Regions from separate parts of the Homo sapiens genome. Here region 1 is linked to region 2. A link is a loop called in an ENCODE intact Hi-C map of the cell type or tissue named here. Cell type or tissue: gastrocnemius medialis. All regions are shown on one strand. Each heading gives the region's core, and the rest is flanking DNA. Links, peaks and the distances in the headings are about the cores only.

Region 1 (8,317 bases), core at 228-8,227, 73 kb after region 2:
GAGCTCAGTTTATTTATTTATTTATTTTTAATAAGCTTTCTATATTTAATTAACTTTTTTTTTTTTTTTTTTAGATGGAGTCTTACTCTGTCACCCAGGCTGGAGTGCAGTGGCATGATCTTGGCTCACTGCAACCTCCACCTCCTGGGTTCAAGCAATTCTCCAGTCTTAGCCTCCTGAGTAGGTGGGACTACAGGCACACGCCACCGCATCCAGCTAATTTTTGTACTTTTAGTAGAGACAGCATTTCACCATGTTGGCCAGGCTGGTCTCAAACTCCTGACCTCAGGTGGTCTGTCCACCTCGACCTCCCAAAGTGCTGGGATTACAGCCATGAGCCACCGCGCCTTGCCATTTCATTTAATTTTAAATTTTTGTGGGTACATGGTAGGTGTCAGTGTATTTATAATTCCAAAAATGACACCACCCTGAACAGCAGGGCAGCCTGCCAACGGAGACAGTGTATGAGAACTGCTGTGGCCACAGGTTGGCATCAGTGTCAACTGGGGCACCTTTGGATAATAGCAATAATAATTTTAAAAATAACTAATATTTACAGCATGATTACGCAGTGCCGGGCACAGGGCTCGGCACCTTGCACGCCTTACCTCACTTAGTCCTCACCATGAGGTCTGAGGGGGACACAGTCTTCAATGTGGATGACCAGATCACTAGCAGCTGAAGAGAAAGTCACTATTTTGAGCATTTCATGAAATAAATCACACTGTACAAGCATTTACTAATTTTTGAAACTGACTTCTAACTCTTGGGAAAGTTTCATGAGAAATAGGTTTCGGTTTAAGGCAGGACTCCTGGTGACAGTCCATGTATGCATAAATGTGGGCGTTTGCGAGCCTGTGTGTGCACATGGGGGGTTAGCAGGTGGGTGTGAACATGTGTGAGTGGCCCTGCCTGTGCATCTGGGAGGTAGGAGTGTGTGTGTGTGCAAGTGTGTGAGAGCACCTGCCTGTGCCTTTGTGGGGGGTATGAGTGTGTGTGTGCGTGCATGGGTGAGAGCGAGCCTGCCTGTGCCTTTGTGGGGAGTATGAGTGTGGGTGTGTGAGCATGGGTGGGAGTGAGCCTGCCTGTGCCTATGTGCGGGTATGAGTGTGTGTGTGTGTGCGCATGTGTGTGTGAGCGCCTGCCTGTGCCTATGTGGGGGTATGAGTGTGTGTGTGTGTGTGCACGCATGTGTGTGTGAGCGCCTGCCTGTGCCTATGTGGGGGTATGAGTGTGTGTGTGTGTGTGCACGCATGTGTGTGTGAGCGCCTGCCTGTGCCTATGTGGGGGTATGAGTGTGTGTGCGCATGTGTGAGTGAGCGCCTGCCTGTACCTATGTGGGGGTATGAGTGTGTATGTGTGTGCACGCATGTGTGTGTGAGTGCCTGCCTGTGCCTTTGTGGGGGGTATGAGTGTGTGTGTGCGTGCATGGGTGAGAGCGAGCCTGCCTGTGCCTATGTGGGGGTATGAGTGTGTGTGCGCATGTGTGTGTGAGCGCCTGCCTGTGCCTACGTGGGGGGCATGAGTGTGTGTGCGCACGTGTGTGTGAGCACCTGCCTGTGCCTATGTGAGGGGTATGAGTGTGTGTGCGCACGGGTGGGAGTAGAGCCTGCCTGTGCCTATGTGGGGGTATGAGTGTGTGTGCGCGCATGGGGTGTGTAAGCGCCTGCCTGTGCCTTTGTGGGGGTATGAGTGTGTGTGTGAGCATAGGTGGGAGTAAGCCTGCCTGTGCCTATGTGGGGTATGAGTGTGGGTGTGCACATGTGTGGGAGTGGCCCTACCTGGGGTAGGGGAGGGATCCTCCTTGCACTGAGGCTCCAGGCTGCCTCCTGGCCAGAGACCAGGCGTTCCAGAGAGCCTGGGAAACCAGTCCTGCAACAACCCTACCCCTTCACAGTAAATCAGCCCTGCAGCATGGAAGCAATTCTGATCGTAACCTCTGGGGAATGCTCCAGCAACACCAAGTTTAACCCCCAGCAAAACAAACTAGCAGCTGTACACCCAGCCTCTGGGCTCACCTTCCCGCAGAGGCGCACAGCACTGCCCAGCCCTTGTCCTGGTGCAGATTCTCTGAGAGACTCCGAAAGGATGATGGGGATAAGGATTTAATTTCTTATCAGCAGGGAATCTGAAGAACCCATCTAAACTGTGTTCCAAAAAGCAAGGATTTCTTTCTTTTTTCTTTCTTTTTTTTTTTTTTGAGATGGAGTGTGGCTCTGTCGCCCAGGCTGGAGTGCAGTGGCACGATCTTGGCTCACTGTAACCTCCACCTACCGGGTTCAAGCAATTCTCCTGCCTCAGCCTCCCAAGTAGTTGGGATTACAGGCATGCACCACCACGACCGGCTAAAATTTTTTGTATTTGTCTAAAAAGTAGAGACAGGGTTTCACCATGTTGGCCAGGCTGGTCTTGAACTCCTGACCTCAGGTGATCCACCCGCCTCGGCCTCCCAAAGTACTGGGATTATAGGTGTGAACCACTGCATCCAGCCATGCTGTTTGTTATAAGGTTTTTGTTTTGTTTTGTTTTTAATAGAGACAAGTTCCAGCAATGAGATGTATCTCTTTTATGGCTACGGAAAAATAATAAACACTAATAACAAAATAAAAAAAAAAAAAAAGAAAATCATCTAACAGTGGAATAAGCACAGAAGTAAGGAGTCCAGGCTCTAGCCTACGACATAAGCCAGGGGCCCTTTATGGAGCTTCTGACCCTCTCCACGACAGTACATTCTGGTGAGAGGAGAGGGGTAAGCGAGGCGCAGGGCAGGCGTGGCAGCAGACACAGGGGCTGAGAGCTGTAGTGCAGCAGGTTGGAGCAAATGGCAGCTACCGGCCAGACAGCTGCTTCCCACCCCCTCAGCCGAGGGCCAGCCGGGTACCTCTGGAAATTCTAGCACCTTCACACATCTCAGAGTCAGTTCTGCTAAGGAGTTCCAAGAATCCCTAAGACCACAGGAAGGCTTTGAGACAGCCTGTCCATCCCCCACGGGCTGGGGAGAAGGAACCAGGAGGCTCTGCGAAAATCAGTCACCAAGGCAGCGACAGAGGCCTGGCCCAGGCTGCCTTTCCATACACACTCTCCATGGCTGCGCGGCCTTTCAGGAGCCAGCGCTCAGTGCAGGACAACCATGCTGGCCCCTGCCCTCAAGGAGACTGGAGGCCTGTAGTAGCGACTCCTTCAGAGGGGCCAGGCTTCCTTCCCCTCAAAGATGTCCTTGCTGTTCAGTCAACCAGGTTCATGTGGGAGGGGTGCAGAGAGAAGGCACCCAGGGATCCGCACCGCCAAGTCCGTCTAGAAAAGGAGGGGAAGCAGCCCGGGAGGCCTGAGCCACACCCCCAAAGCTGCTGCGAAGGACGGTGAGGCTCACCTCTCAGCCTTCGGGTCTTGTCCAAGCTCTCCCAGGGCAACACGTACCAGAGTGGAAAACGCCATGTCTACCCGCCCTAGCAAATTCCGCTGAAATGTCTTCCCAGACTTTTACTTACGAGACAGGCCTCCCCTTCCCAAGGGCCCCCTGCTGATCCTGTAGGGCCATTCCCTGATGTTGTGCTCCTGTGTATTCACCCATTTTCAAGGTTAAACATCTGCTCGGTGCTTCCCGTCCTGACCAGAGGTGAGCAGAAAAACACTGGAGCGGGATTTCCTAGTTAAAAATACGAGACCTTTGAAAAGTAAACACCAGAATAACTAAGAACCTATCAGGGCCTCGATGCACAGCATTGCCTTCCATTGCACAAACAAGAGCTCTGAGAAGAGAACTGTCAAGTGAAGACACGTGAGTGTCCTCTCAGTGCTGGCTCCTCTTTGGGAACCCGCCCATAGGCTGCATGGGGCCAGCCAGGAAGGAGGTGCAGCTGCCCACTGGCTGGCACGCACCAGGCCCCTCCACGTGCTCATGTTCCCTTCCCACAGCACTGCACTAAAGGGAAAGTGAGAAGGAGCCTGGCCACAGCTCTGTCAGCTGTCCCTGCTGGGACCTCTGCCTGCACCCGGAGTATTAACCAGCTCCTGTCACTCTCAGATACACCTGCCCCCAGGCAGCTTCTTGAGATCAAATCACCATATTGAGGCTATTACCAGGCAGGGCTGACGGAGAACCGGTGCAAAGCTGCCTTCGGGCACCACTTGTCCGAGGCTGCTCTCGCTGGGCACCCCACAGCCTAAGGTCCCATCCCACAGTCTGTGCATGGTCTTCACCCCATCTGACCCTCCAAGGAGGCTCCCGAATAGCGTGCCCCCTTGGTTCTCTTCGTCTCCATCAAGGAGTCGCCTCAGCCTGGCTTTTACACACTGACACCCCCTGCACTGTCCTTTCCTCTCTCACACATTCTTTTTTTTTTTTTTTTTGAGACAGAGTCTCACTCTGTCACCCAGGCTGGAGTGCAATGGCGCGATCTCGGCTCACTGCAACCTCCGCCTCCCGATTCAAGCTATTCTCCTGCCTCAGCCTCCGCAGTAGCTGGGATTACAGGCACCCACCACCACGCCTAATTTTTGTATTTTTAGTAGAGACGGGGTTTCACCATGTTGGTCAGGCTGGTCTTGAACTCCTGACCTCAGGTGATCCACCTGCCTCAGCCTCCCAAAGTGCTGGGATTACAAAGCCACTGTGCCCAGCAGCTCTCCATTCTGCCTGCTCTTGGCCGACTCCTTTTTTATTGAGACGGAGTCTCGCTCTGTTGCCCAGGCTGGAGTGCAGTGGCGCGATCTCGGCTCACTGCAAGCTCCACCTCCCGGGTTCACACCATTCTCCTGCCTCAGCCTCCCGAGTAGCTGGGACTACAGGCGCCCACCACCACACCCAGCTAATTTTTTGTATTTTTAGTAGAGACAGGGTTTTACCGTGTTAGCCAGGATGGTCTCGATCTCCTGACCTCATGATCCGCCCGCCTCGGCCTCCCAAAGTGCTGGGATTACAGGCGTAAGCCACCGCACCCGGCCTCTTGGCTGACTCTTAAACCTTTTAGCGTTGTCCTGGCCTTGCTCCTCAGCCTCACGTGGGCATTTTCCCCTGCATGCCTGCCTAGATGTTACTGCACACTGGTGTGGTCCAGGGCCAGCAGCATGGGCATCATCTGAGAACCTGTCAGAAATGCAGACTCTCGGGCCACACCCAGACCCACTGAGTTCAAGTCTGCATTTCAACAAAATGTCCAGGCAGTCGAGTGTGAGAAGCTCCAGTGTAAACAATGCTGGGCACGGAGAAGGAGCTCAGCAACGGGTCACACCATTATTATGACCACCACTTACCTCCCTCTGCCCTCACTAAACTGTCTCTTCGTCCCCCTTTCCCGATTGCAGTTAAATGACATAATCAACCTGAATCCCAAGCTAGAAACCTCAGACTTTCACAACTACTTCCGGGCCCTGACTCCCAGATCTCCACAAGGATCAACGAGTCTAGTTACTCTCACTTCAGAAGCATCTCACAGGCCTGCCCTCCCTCAGCCCCACGGCACCCTATCTGTGAGCTCTGTGCAGCTAGGCGTTGTTCACGTGTCTCTCTCCTTGGTAGACTGTGAGTTCTGTGAACAGGGCAGTTTTATTCATCTCTGATTCCCAACAGCCTGCACAGTGTCTGACACAGAGGCTTCAAAACGGTCACTGTTGGTTGAACAAATGGATGAATAAGCAGGTGCGGATGGGAGGGTGGGGTGTGGAGGATAAGTTACTTAAGGTGTGTCAGATAAGAGGAACCAAAAGTGAATGCAAAAATCATGCAGTGTTTTTTCTCAACTTCATAAAGTTGTTGCGGGAATAAAATTAAGTCAGTGGGAAAATCTGACACAGCCTAGATGAAAATATGGGTGTTTTGTTGTTGTTGTTGTTTCGTTTTGTTTTGTTTTTTGAGACAGAGTCTTGCTCTATCGCCCAGGCTGGAGTGCAGTGGTGCAATCTCAGCTCACTGCAACCTCCGTTCAAGCGATTCTCCTGCCTCAGCCACCCCAGTAGCTGGGATTATAGGCATGTGCCATCATACCCAGCTAATTTTTGCATTTTTTTAGTAAAGATGGGGTTTTGCCATGTTGGCCAGGCTGGTCTCGAACTCCTAGCCTCAAGTGACCCACCCAAAGAGCTCCCAAAGTGCTAGGATTACAGGCGTGAGCCACAGCCAGGAGGATTTTTTTAATGAAAATATTTCTAGCTTTTCCCCACCAATTTATACTGCACTACCTTGCTGAGAGGAGGAGTAACAGGTCCAAGGCCACCTCACAGGTCAGTGACCAGGCTGGCTGGAGTTACACCCAGGTCTATACAGGGTCTAGGTGGTTATAAGGTGGGTGGGGAAAGATAAGGTGTTTAAAGATGAGCTAAGTACCTGGGAGGGAAGGAGTGTCCCAGAGGGTGAGGCACAGCTAGAAGCTGGAAGGTGGGCTGCAAGGGGGGTGCAGAGCTCTGCCCTCTTCCTTCATTACTTAGCTTCAGGGTCTGGGAGAGTGGTGAAGGCAAAACACAAACTGGGGCAGGAGGAGCTGGAGGTGGCTTTGTTCTGAGATTCCAAGGTGGACAAACCCACCCACAACACCCAGTACTGCAAACAGTTCCAGGCGAGGTTTAAGCGGAAGGGCCAAGGTTCAAATCACAGGAGACTCTCAGGCCTGAGGGCTTGTCTCACCAACTCGATGATCTTACTCCTGTGGTCCTGCATCACCTAGCATCACGTCTTGCACGCAGCATGGGGTTCCACAGATATCTGGCACTAACTGCCGTGAGCTGGGAGACAGAAGTGCTGCAAGGCTGTACCCCTGCCTTACTCCTAGGGACACTCGGCCCCTACCTCTGCATCGATGCCCCTAGCCCGTCTCTAAGTGTGTAGGAGCACATTCATGACTCATCTAATGAGGGAAGCTGTGTAAACCCCCAGTGGCCAAAGACCACTTACTGGTGGGGAAACTGAGGCACATGGAGAGGAACCATGCATCACACTCAAGGCCCCAAACTCTACTTCTCAGTCCCTGACATGTCATCCCAGGCACTCCTCCTGTCTGTCCTGTGTGGCTGGAACTCTGAACCCGGTAAGTGCACAACACCCATTTTTCTTTGCACTCATCAGCTCCTCAGAATTCTAACACTATTAAAATGGGAATGATCCTCTGCCAAAACAGACAGGTATTCATTCACTCACTTACTCACTCAGTGCCATGGATGGAGGCCTTACTATGTGCCAAGAGCCATTCTAGGGGCTAGAGATACATTGATGAGCAAAACAAAGAGACCTGCCCTTTGAAACTTATATGCCAGTGGGAGGAGACAGACAGTAGACAACACAGTAAATCAGCAAATTACATAGATGCTAGAGAGCAATGTGTGCTACGAGAAGAGAAGAAATCGGCACAGGGCAGGGGAGATTAGGAAGTTGGGGTGGGATGGTGGGTGCAGTTTTAAACAAGGTGGCAAGAAGGCCCCACTGAGAGGTGACCTGGGAAGACAGTGAGCCATGCTGACTTCTGGAGAAGAATATTCCAGCCCAAGGAAACAACCAGGGCAAAGGCCCCATGGTGGGAGCATCCTGGTGTGTTTAAGAACAGCAAAAAGGGCCAGGCACGGTGGCTCACACCTGTAATCCCAGCACTTTGGGAGGCCGAGGTGGGCAGATCGCTTGAGGTCAGGAGTTCAAGACTAGCCTAGCTAACATGGTGAAACCCCATCTCTACTAAAAATACAAAAATCAGCCAGATGTGGTAGCATGCACCTGTAATCCCTGTTACTTGGGAGGCTGAGGCACAAGAATAGCTTGAACCTGGGAGGTGGAGGTTGCAGTGAGCCGAGATCATGCCAGAGTGAAACTCTGTCTCAAAAAAAAAAAAAAGAAAAGAAAAAAAAAAAGGCCAGGTGTGGTGGCTCACACCTGTAATCCCAGCACTTTGGGAGGCTGAGGTGGGTGGATCACCTGAGGTCAGGAGTTCGCAACCAGCCTGGCCAACATGGTGAAACCCCATCTCTACTAAAAATACAAAAAATAGCCGGGCGTGGTGGCGGGCGCCTGTAATCCCAGCTACTCGGGAGGCTGAGACAGGAGAATCGGAGGTGGAGGTTGCAGTGAGCCGAGATGGTGCCATTGCACTCCAGCCGGGGCAATGAGAGCGAAACTCCGTCTCAAAAAAAAAAAAAAGAAAGAAAGAAAGAAAGAAAAAAAGAACAGCAAAAAGGCCAGTGGGGCTTGCCAGAGAGTCATCCATTGTTCATTCATTTGTCCAACACTTACTGGAGACCCGTCTCTTTACCAAGCACTGAGTGGTGAAAACACTAAGAAGGCATGGCCTCTACCCTCAAGGAGCTTATAATGCTGGAAAGGGGAAAGAAAGAATACAAA
Region 2 (8,317 bases), core at 109-8,108:
GCCGAGGTGGGAGGATCACCTAAGGTCAGGAGTTCGAGACCATCCTGGCTAACACAGTAAAACCCTGTCTCTACTAAAAATACAAAAATTAGCCGTATGTGGTGGCAGGTGCCTCTAATCCCAGCTACTCTGGAGGCTGAGGCAGGGGAATCGCTTGAACCCGGGAGGTGGAGGTTGCAGTGAGCCGAGATCGCGCCATTGCATTCCAGCCTGGGCAACAGAGTGAGACCCTGTCTCAAAAGAAAAGAAAAACGTGGATGTGCATCCACAAAATGCACAGAGCAGAAGCAGGAGGGTGGCTGTTAAACTGCCAGCCATGGTTTCTCCTGGGCCACGTGGCAAGAGAGGTAGTCAAGGAGGTCCTGAGCCTTCTGTTTATGTTTGAACTTTTAATAAGGAATCTTTTTTCCTTTCTTGCTCAACACACTGTTTCTGGCTTGATTTTTTTTTTTAAGTCAGAGTTAATACCAGTCATATGAGACAACTAATGGGTTTTCTATTGAGAACTTCCCTGAAGCCTGGGGGTGCAAAACGCCGCTCCTCCAGTGCCACGTGCTGAGGGGTGTTTGTGAGTTGGAGTGGACAGTGGTGGCCAGTCTTACTTTTTCTTGTTTCTTTGCACTCATTTTATTTTTTTTTTTTTTGAGACCGAGTCCCGCTCTGTCATCGGGCTGGAGTGCAGTGGTGCGATTTTGGCTCACCACAACCTCTACCTCCAGGGATCAAGTGATTCTTGTGCCTCAGCCTCCCAAGTAGCTGGGACTACAGGTGCCTGGCTAATTTTTATATTTTTAGTAGAGACGGGGTTTCACCATGTTGGCCAGGCTGGTCTCGAACTCTTGACCTCAGGTGATCTGCCCACCTCAGCCTCCCAAAGTACTGGGATTACAGGTGTGAGCCACCACGCCCGGCCCCTTTGCCCTCATTTTAGATGACTCTTTCCCTCCTCATAACCAAAAGCAAGGAACAGGCTGGGTGTCACCTGAGGTCAGGAGTTTGAGACCAGCTTGACCAACATGGAGAAGCCCCATCTCTACTAAAAATACAAAATTAGCCAGGGTGATGGCACGTGCCTGTAACCCCAGCTACTCGGGAGGCTGAGGCAGGAGAATCACTTGAACCGGGGAGGTGGAGGTTGCGGTGAGCCAAGATCGCGCCATTGCACTCCAGCCTGGGCACCAAGAGTGAAACTCCATCTCAAAAAGAAAAAAAAAAAAAAAAGCAAGGAACACCTTTGTCTGAAAAAAGCACCCTAAATTTAGCCTAAGAACTAAGTTTTCAGCTGGGCGCGATAGCACAAGCCTGTAATCCCAGCACTCTGGGAGGCTGAGGCGGGTGAATCACAAGGTCAGGAGTTCAGGACCAGCCTGGCCAACATGGTGAAACACCGTCTCTACTAAAAATATAAAAAATTAGCTGGGCATAGTGGCAGGTGCCTGTAATCCCAGCTACTCGGGAGGCTGAGGCAGGAGAATTGCTTGAACCCGGGAGGTGGAGGTTGCAGTGAGCTGAGATCGCGCCACTGCACTCTAGCCCAGGCCACAGAGCGAGATTCCGTCTCAAAAAATTAAAAAAAAAAAGAAAACTTTTTTTTTTTTTTTTTTTTAGACGGAGTCTCACTGTTGCCGGGCCAAGAACTGAGTTTTCTAAGAAAGCTCTGCCTTTTCCTGAGTTCTCTGAAAATGTGGAAGCCCTTCCAAGAGGCCAGTTCTTTGGGAGCTGGGGAGCCATCTGGGGCCTGTGGCCATCCTTGGCCACAGTTCTCCCTCCTTGTACCCTGGTCATGTCTTCTCAGGTTGCTCCGATTTTGGGGTCTTATTTACTGGCTGATTTCCTTGCAAAGGCCAAGGCGGAGTTCAAGGTTCAGCTGGGTGAAGGGCATGCCTGGCTTCCTGAGAATTAGGAAGGGTGACTGATGGCTTGAGACACATTGCTCTGCGGCTGGATTTCATGGTTACTATTCCATCCCGGGACCTGACGCGGATCAGTCTCCCCTTTCCTGTGGCTGGAGGGGCACACTCCGTCCCTGGAGAGCGTCTGGTAGGGGCTTGTAGAGGGGCGGGGAGGACTTCCAGAGGCCCGAGGACAGGCGCCAGGCTTGGCTTCGGGGCTGGGGCAGCTGCCATGTGCTCTCAGAGCACTGAGGGAGGAGCGGGGGAGCCCGGGGGCGAGAAACCCACAGCACAGGGAAGGGAAGGGCAGCCTTGAAACTGCAAGTTGGGAGATCACGGTTTCCTCACGTGGCCACCATGAGGGCTGAGGCTGTAGGCTGGCCGCTCCTGCCCCTCCCGACCACCCCCTCAGGCTTCCAGCCTCCTTGCTCAGCCACCTAGGCTGGGCTTTCAGGTTCACAGGCAGCCGGCCCTACAACATGGAGGCCCAGGCTGGGCTTTCTTCAGGAGTGGCATCTAAACTTAGGAGAGGGGAACACGTTTCACCCGAATCTGGGCTAGCAGTGTGTTGGTTAAATGGCCCCTGAGTAGGTGTGGGGCATGGCAGAGGTGCAGGAGTGGGTGTCCGAGGATGCAGCCAACTCATCTCCAAACAGCTCCTTTTCTTTTCCCCAGTGGGCTGCATTCCCAGACTGGTATTTTAGTTGGTGTGACAGAGTCCCAGAGTCATCTGGCCCAGGGGCTTGCACCTGCGCCAGTCCTTCCCTGTCCACCCCTGCCCGTCTCCAGGCGCTCCTATAAAGGGCTGAGCAGTTCAGCTCTTCTCACTGGGGGGTGTGAGGAACAGGGGGGACCATGGACTTCATCAGCATTCAGCAGTTGGTAAGGATGTGGGACGGAGGTGGGAGGCACCCTGGGACCGGCTTGATAGGAGGAGGCTGGCTAGAGAGGGCTGGCAGCTTCTTTCTGTGGTGTGAGGGTCAAGTCTTAGGTGCAGGGAAGCATGCAGTTCTTTTATAAAAATCTGTATTTTTTGAAACGGAGTCTTGCTGTGTTGCCCAGCCTGGCCTTGAAGTCCCACGCTCAAGTGATCCTCCCACCTGGGCCTCCCAAGTAGCTGGGACTCCAGGCGTGTACCCCCACACCCGGCTGAGCGTGCGGTTCTTTCTGGTGTGTCTGCTCGGTTCTCATGTGAGGTGGTGAGGGGGTTAGGGAGCAAGAGAGGGAAGTCGAATGGGAAAGAAGACATGAAAATCCTTGAGTTCAGTGAGTTTTGCCCTGGATAGTGATGGTGAAAGAGGAACAGGAAATGGCAGGTTACTTTGGAAGATGCAAGTGTGGCTGTGGTGGTTGTAGTTCAGCTTAAGCACCATGATAGTTGTTGCTCTGGAAATGGCCAGAGGTCCTGGCTGCCTTGGGGATAGGGAAGGGTGCTCTTTCGCTCCCTGGGCAGTGAGGGAAACAGTGACTCTTAGGGATGTCGGTTTGAGTGACGAGGGGCCTGGAGGGTGTGAGGCCCAGCAAGCCCATCTGTGGGCTGCTGGCCCCAGCCTGGTGCAGCCTCTGGCGGGAGGCAAATGGCAGGGAGGTGTTAGGTTGCTAGAGTTCTTTAGAAGGAATATGGTTCTACCTGACTAGAAAGTCCTAGGATCTGTTACCCTATCATTCCACCCTGTTCTTTCCCCACAACAGGCTGATTCCTCAGTGCTCCCCAGCTCCTGAACTCCTGAGGTGGGGCCCGGTGGGAGGAAGCATGGGTGTTTGCTACGGAGGCTTTGCCCCAGGCACAGGTCCCAATAACTCATAACCTTCACAACTCCTTTAGGCAATTGCCTTAAGTGTTTGAGCTTAAATGTAGCTTCAAAAGGAGCCGAGAACTGAACCCAGGCATTTAGAATTTTACCCCGGGGGGACTTCTCTGTCCCTCTGAGCTTGGAGTCAGGTGGCAGTCAGTATGATCTGGTAGGAATCTTAACAACATGGGGGAAGCTAAGGTGTCATCTGCCCTGAGGCTACCTGGGCAAATGCCCAGCAGTATAAATAGGTTGTGGCCTCATGTCCCCCCAGCTGTGTTCCTGCTGACAGGAGCAGGGTAGGCGGGGATCCGTTGTCCCCCTGGGTGTCAGCTGATGACACAGTTGCGGAGCCTGCAGCACCCACAGGGTGAGGGAGCTTGCCAGCACTCTGGACTGCAGGAGCTTTGAGGCCGGCTCCCATCCCGGGCACCAGCCTTGTGACATCTGCCCTTATAAGACAGCTCCCTGCTACTCCACAGCTCTGTTTTCTAAGGGTTCCTCCAATTTTCCCAACTCAGTACTCATATCCTGTTCCTACAGGTAAGTGGAGAAAGAGTTGAAGGGAAAGTGTTGGGATTTGGACATGGAGTTCCTGACCCTGGAGCCTGGCCTAGTGACTGGAGGAGGGGCCCCCAAGAGGCTGTGGCCCGGGAGAAGCTGAAATTGGAAGAAGAGAAGAAGAAGAAAGTGAGAGAGGGGCGGGGGCCGGGGTTGGGGGCAGTGGCTAATCCCTGAGGCCGGCTGAGCAGTGAGGCCTGGAGGGACTCTGGTGGGGCAGCCTGAGCAGCTGGTGTCTCCTGTCGGCAGGGCAGAGAGATCTCTTGACCAGCGGCTGATGGCTGGCATGGTCTTGTCTTCTGCCCCAGCTTGAAAGATTTAACAGTACCAGATTTAATCTGGATAACCTGGCTGACTTGGAAAACTTGGTTCAAAGACGGAAAAAGCGACTGAGACACAGAGTCCCCCCCAGGAAACCTGAGCCCCTGGTTAAGGTGAGTGGGAGGTCGGGGTTAGGGCAGTGCACACACCAGGGCTCCAGTTCCAGAGGAAGGGCTTGGGGCAGAGTGGGCACTGCAGGCCAGGACCACACAGCCAGTGCCTGGGGAGCCCATTAAATCCACTCCAGAGCCCCCGCGGATGTGTCCGCCAGGGCTGCCATAACAAAGTCCCACAGCCTGGACAGCCTCAACAGCAGGCATGTGTCACCTCGCTGTCCTGGGGGCTGGAAGGCTAACAGGAAGGTGTTGGCGAGGCTGGTTCCCTCTGAGGGTGGTGAGGGAGAATCCCTTCATGCCTCTCCGGCTTCTGGTGGATGCTGGTGATCTTTGGCGTTCCTTGGCTTGTAGATGTATCACCCAACTATTGCCTTCATGTTTGCTGGGCGTTCTGCCTGTGTGCATGCCTGTGTCCATGTGTCTCCCCCAACTTTTTTTTTTTTTTTTTTTTTTTTTTTGAGACGGAGTCTCGCTCTGTTGCCCAGGCTGGAGAGCAGTGGCACGATCTCGGATTACTGCAAGCTCTGCCTCCCGGGTTCATGCCATTCTCCTGCCTCAGCCTCCCGAGTAGCTGGGACCACAGGCACCCGCCACCACGCCCGGCTAATTTTTTTTTGTATTTTTAGTAGAGATGGGGTTTCACCGTGTTAGCCAGGATGGTCTCAATCTCCTGTCCTTGTGGTCTGCCCGCCTCAGCCTCCCAAAGTGCTGGGATTACAGGCATGAGCCACCGCATCCGGCCCACGTGTCCCCTTTCATAAGGACATCAGTCACATTGGATTAGAGCCCACTTTAACACAAGTCATATTGGTGAGGGGCCCACCATACGCCGGTGTGACCTCATCTTAACTAATTACATCCTCAGTGACTCTGTTTCCAAATAAGGTCACATTCTGAGGTACCTGGGGTTAGTACTTCATACGAATCTTGGGGAGATACAAGTCAATCCATAACACACACGCTCACACACACACAGTCTATTCAATCTCCTGGCGTGGGATTAGAATAAGAAACTGCATTAGTACGAGCCAGCAGTGTTCCTTGGTGGGCTGCATGGGACCCGTGGGCCAGACTGGTGAAGCTGTGACATCTTGGGCACCTGCGGCCTTCGGGAGTGATTTGGTCTTGTCTTCAACTGAACCAGCCGCAGTCCCAGGCCCAGGTGGAGCCTGTGGGCCTGGAGATGTTCCTGAAGGCAGCTGCTGAGAACCAGGAGTACCTGATTGACAAGTACTTGACAGACGGAGGGGACCCCAATGCCCATGACAAGGTAGCACAGGTTGGGTGAGTCGGCTGGCAGCAGCTGCAGCTGCAGGAGCGCTGCCTTCAGTGTGTTCAAGTCCTGGCCTAGGAGGCTGCAGGGATTTTCACTCTTATGGGCATGAATCCAGTGGCACCTGCAGACGGAGGAGAGGGAGCGGCCCATCGCGTGGTGGGGGAAGTGGCAATTCCATTCAGGGACCTGGCCCTGGGAAGGGGACCGCGTGGGGTCTCTAGGGGTGGCTGCACTCCCTCTGCCTAATCTTCCATCTCTGCCCTCAGCTCCACCGCACCGCCTTGCACTGGGCCTGTCTGAAGGGTCACAGCCAGCTGGTGAACAAGCTGCTGGTGGCAGGTGCCACAGTGGACGCGCGAGACTTGGTGAGGATGGGGAAAGGCCCAGCCTCTGGTCGACGCCCAGCTTCACATCCCAGCAGCTGAGTGCTTGGGTGCTTTTGTTTTGCAGCTGGACAGGACACCTGTGTTCTGGGCCTGCCGCGGAGGACATCTGGTCATCCTCAAACAGCTGCTTAACCAGGGAGCCCGGGTCAATGCCCGGGACAAGGTGAGGGGCACGGTGCTTTGGGGGCCTGTCGGGAACACGGGAGCAGACGCTGTTCCTGGAGAAGAGAGCACGTAGTCCCATGGGTTAGGGAGGCCTCACCAATCCAGACCCAGCACTGACCCCCACTTGCTCTCAGATCGGGAGCACCCCCCTGCACGTGGCAGTGCGCACCCGGCACCCCGACTGCCTGGAGCACCTCATCGAGTGTGGCGCCCACCTGAACGCACAGGATAAGGTAAGGCAGGCGCTTGGTCTTTTCCGGCTCGGACAGCTCCAGAGGAGCAGGGACTGAGGAGCCCCAGCCAGGACCAGAGGTGCTGTCTGCTCGGTGACAGCAGCCCTGACCTTCCTGCATGAGGAGGGCAGCACGCGGAGGCAGAAGCTTGACTGCCTGCGTTCTCAGCAGGAAGGGGACACGGCTCTGCACGAGGCCGTGCGGCACGGCAGCTACAAAGCCATGAAGCTACTGCTGCTCTATGGGGCCGAGCTGGGGGTGCGGAACGCGGTGAGTGTGGGCGCAGCCCTGGCTCCTGACCCGAGGGCGGGTGGAGCGCCTGCAAGGGACTGACCCACACCGTTGCTCCCAGGCCTCCGTGACCCCGGTGCAGCTGGCTCGAGACTGGCAGCGCGGCATCCGGGAGGCCCTGCAGGCCCACGTGGCGCATCCCCGCACCCGGTGCTGACCGCAGCACCGCCCCCCGCCGCGCCTTTCGCACTGCCACCATTCCATCCTGTGCCCCGCCCCCGCGTCTGCACCTCTGTGGTTCCTGCCCTCAGCCCTGGTTCCTCCCTCTCTGGCCTGTGCCGCCTCAGCAGCCCTGGCAGAACTGAAGAGCGGCACCGGGCCCAGCAGGCAAAGAGAGAGGCCTCCCTGGCTTCGAGTGTCAGGGGAGCCGCGTTCCCTCCCAGGGCTGGAGCAGAGGACCACAAGGCAGCAGAAAGCGCGGGTCCAGATGAGGGCCAGGAAGGGGAGGAGAGTGAGGGCCAAGAACGAGCCTTAAGGGAGCAGTCCCAAGCTGGAGCCACCCAGGGCTGGGTCTGGGAGTCCTCAGTGTCCACTTGTCCCAGGTTAGGGGGCTTGCCTTGCTCTCTCCAGGGCCAGTCTGTGTGTGTGGGGACTCAGCCCGTGGCCGGCAGATGCCATCCAGGATGTACAAGGTGCAGCCAAGGCAGGCCATGCAGGGGCCGGGCCTGTCTGCAGCTGGTGGATGCCTGTGGGCATGGCTTTCTCTGGGGACCCCATTCCTGTCAGTAGCAACCCTGGCAGTGTCCGGAGCGGCTCTAGACAACTTTGGTCATAGGAACTCTGGAGGTGGGTTCTGGTCATCTGAGGTGGCTACTCAACAGGTTTGAGGCCCCACAGCAACAGAAGTCCAGGACCCACTAGGTTGCCTCAGAAGCCCTAAGACTGATGAGCTGGAGCGCGCATTTGAGAGAAGCCTCGCACCCACTGTGTACTGGCCCCGCTCAGGCCGGCCTGGCACACCGTTGCCTGCTGGCGGCTCTCATGGGGAAGCGCCTGGGCACTGGGGATTGCTTGTGGCCCACTCAACTCTTGGGGCAGTGGCCCGTAACCCTAGTTTGCCTGAGGCCCTTATGTCCCCTTATGTTCCTGGTACTGGAGCTTGAGCTCTTGCCTGGAACGCTGCAGCTGCACCCACCCTGCTTGATCCCACCTGGGAGGCCAGGACACTGAGGAGCTCTGAACCCAGCCCACAGGGAAGCAGAGGAAGGTGAGCCCCCGCCGCCCCCCAGCCCTTCCCATCCCTTCCCTGCTCCCTGGTGGTCTAAGGACCCAAGCTCCCTAGA

What was found. Peaks named below come from ENCODE experiments on the same cell type or tissue, not always from the same donor. Only the 100,000 strongest peaks of a DNase experiment are listed, where the experiment ranks them.
Region 1: a loop joins it to region 2, with 4 times the contacts of the local background. A loop is called at or near these places in 17 of 110 quality-filtered maps.

Annotation. Positions count from the first base shown.
Region 1 is chr2:96,765,597-96,773,913 of GRCh38, reverse strand. All of the region lies in intron 1 of CNNM4 (cyclin and CBS domain divalent metal cation transport mediator 4), which reads right to left. Among named protein-coding and RNA genes, the nearest start is that of CNNM4, 8.9 kb to the right of the region's middle. RefSeq lists enhancers at 589-718, 3,543-4,477. In gastrocnemius medialis, for the core only: no CTCF peak of the experiment used is centred there; DNase peaks (open chromatin) are centred at 3,219 and 3,873; H3K27ac peaks cover 3,323 bases.
Region 2 is chr2:96,838,423-96,846,739 of GRCh38, reverse strand. It overlaps ANKRD23 (ankyrin repeat domain 23), which reads left to right and starts at 2,719. Exons shown (of 9, transcript NM_144994.8): 1 at 2,719-2,774; 2 at 4,229-4,375; 3 at 4,555-4,680; 4 at 5,828-5,953; 5 at 6,226-6,324; 6 at 6,410-6,508; 7 at 6,645-6,743; 8 at 6,915-7,013; 9 at 7,096-8,317. The coding sequence starts at 2,748. The coding sequence ends at 7,191. RefSeq lists silencers at 1,339-1,528, 6,865-6,964, 7,105-7,164 and enhancers at 4,667-5,272, 8,304-8,317. In gastrocnemius medialis, for the core only: no CTCF peak of the experiment used is centred there; DNase peaks (open chromatin) are centred at 1,985, 2,649, 4,009, 5,436 and 2 weaker places; H3K4me3 peaks cover 3,880 bases; H3K27ac peaks cover 7,650 bases.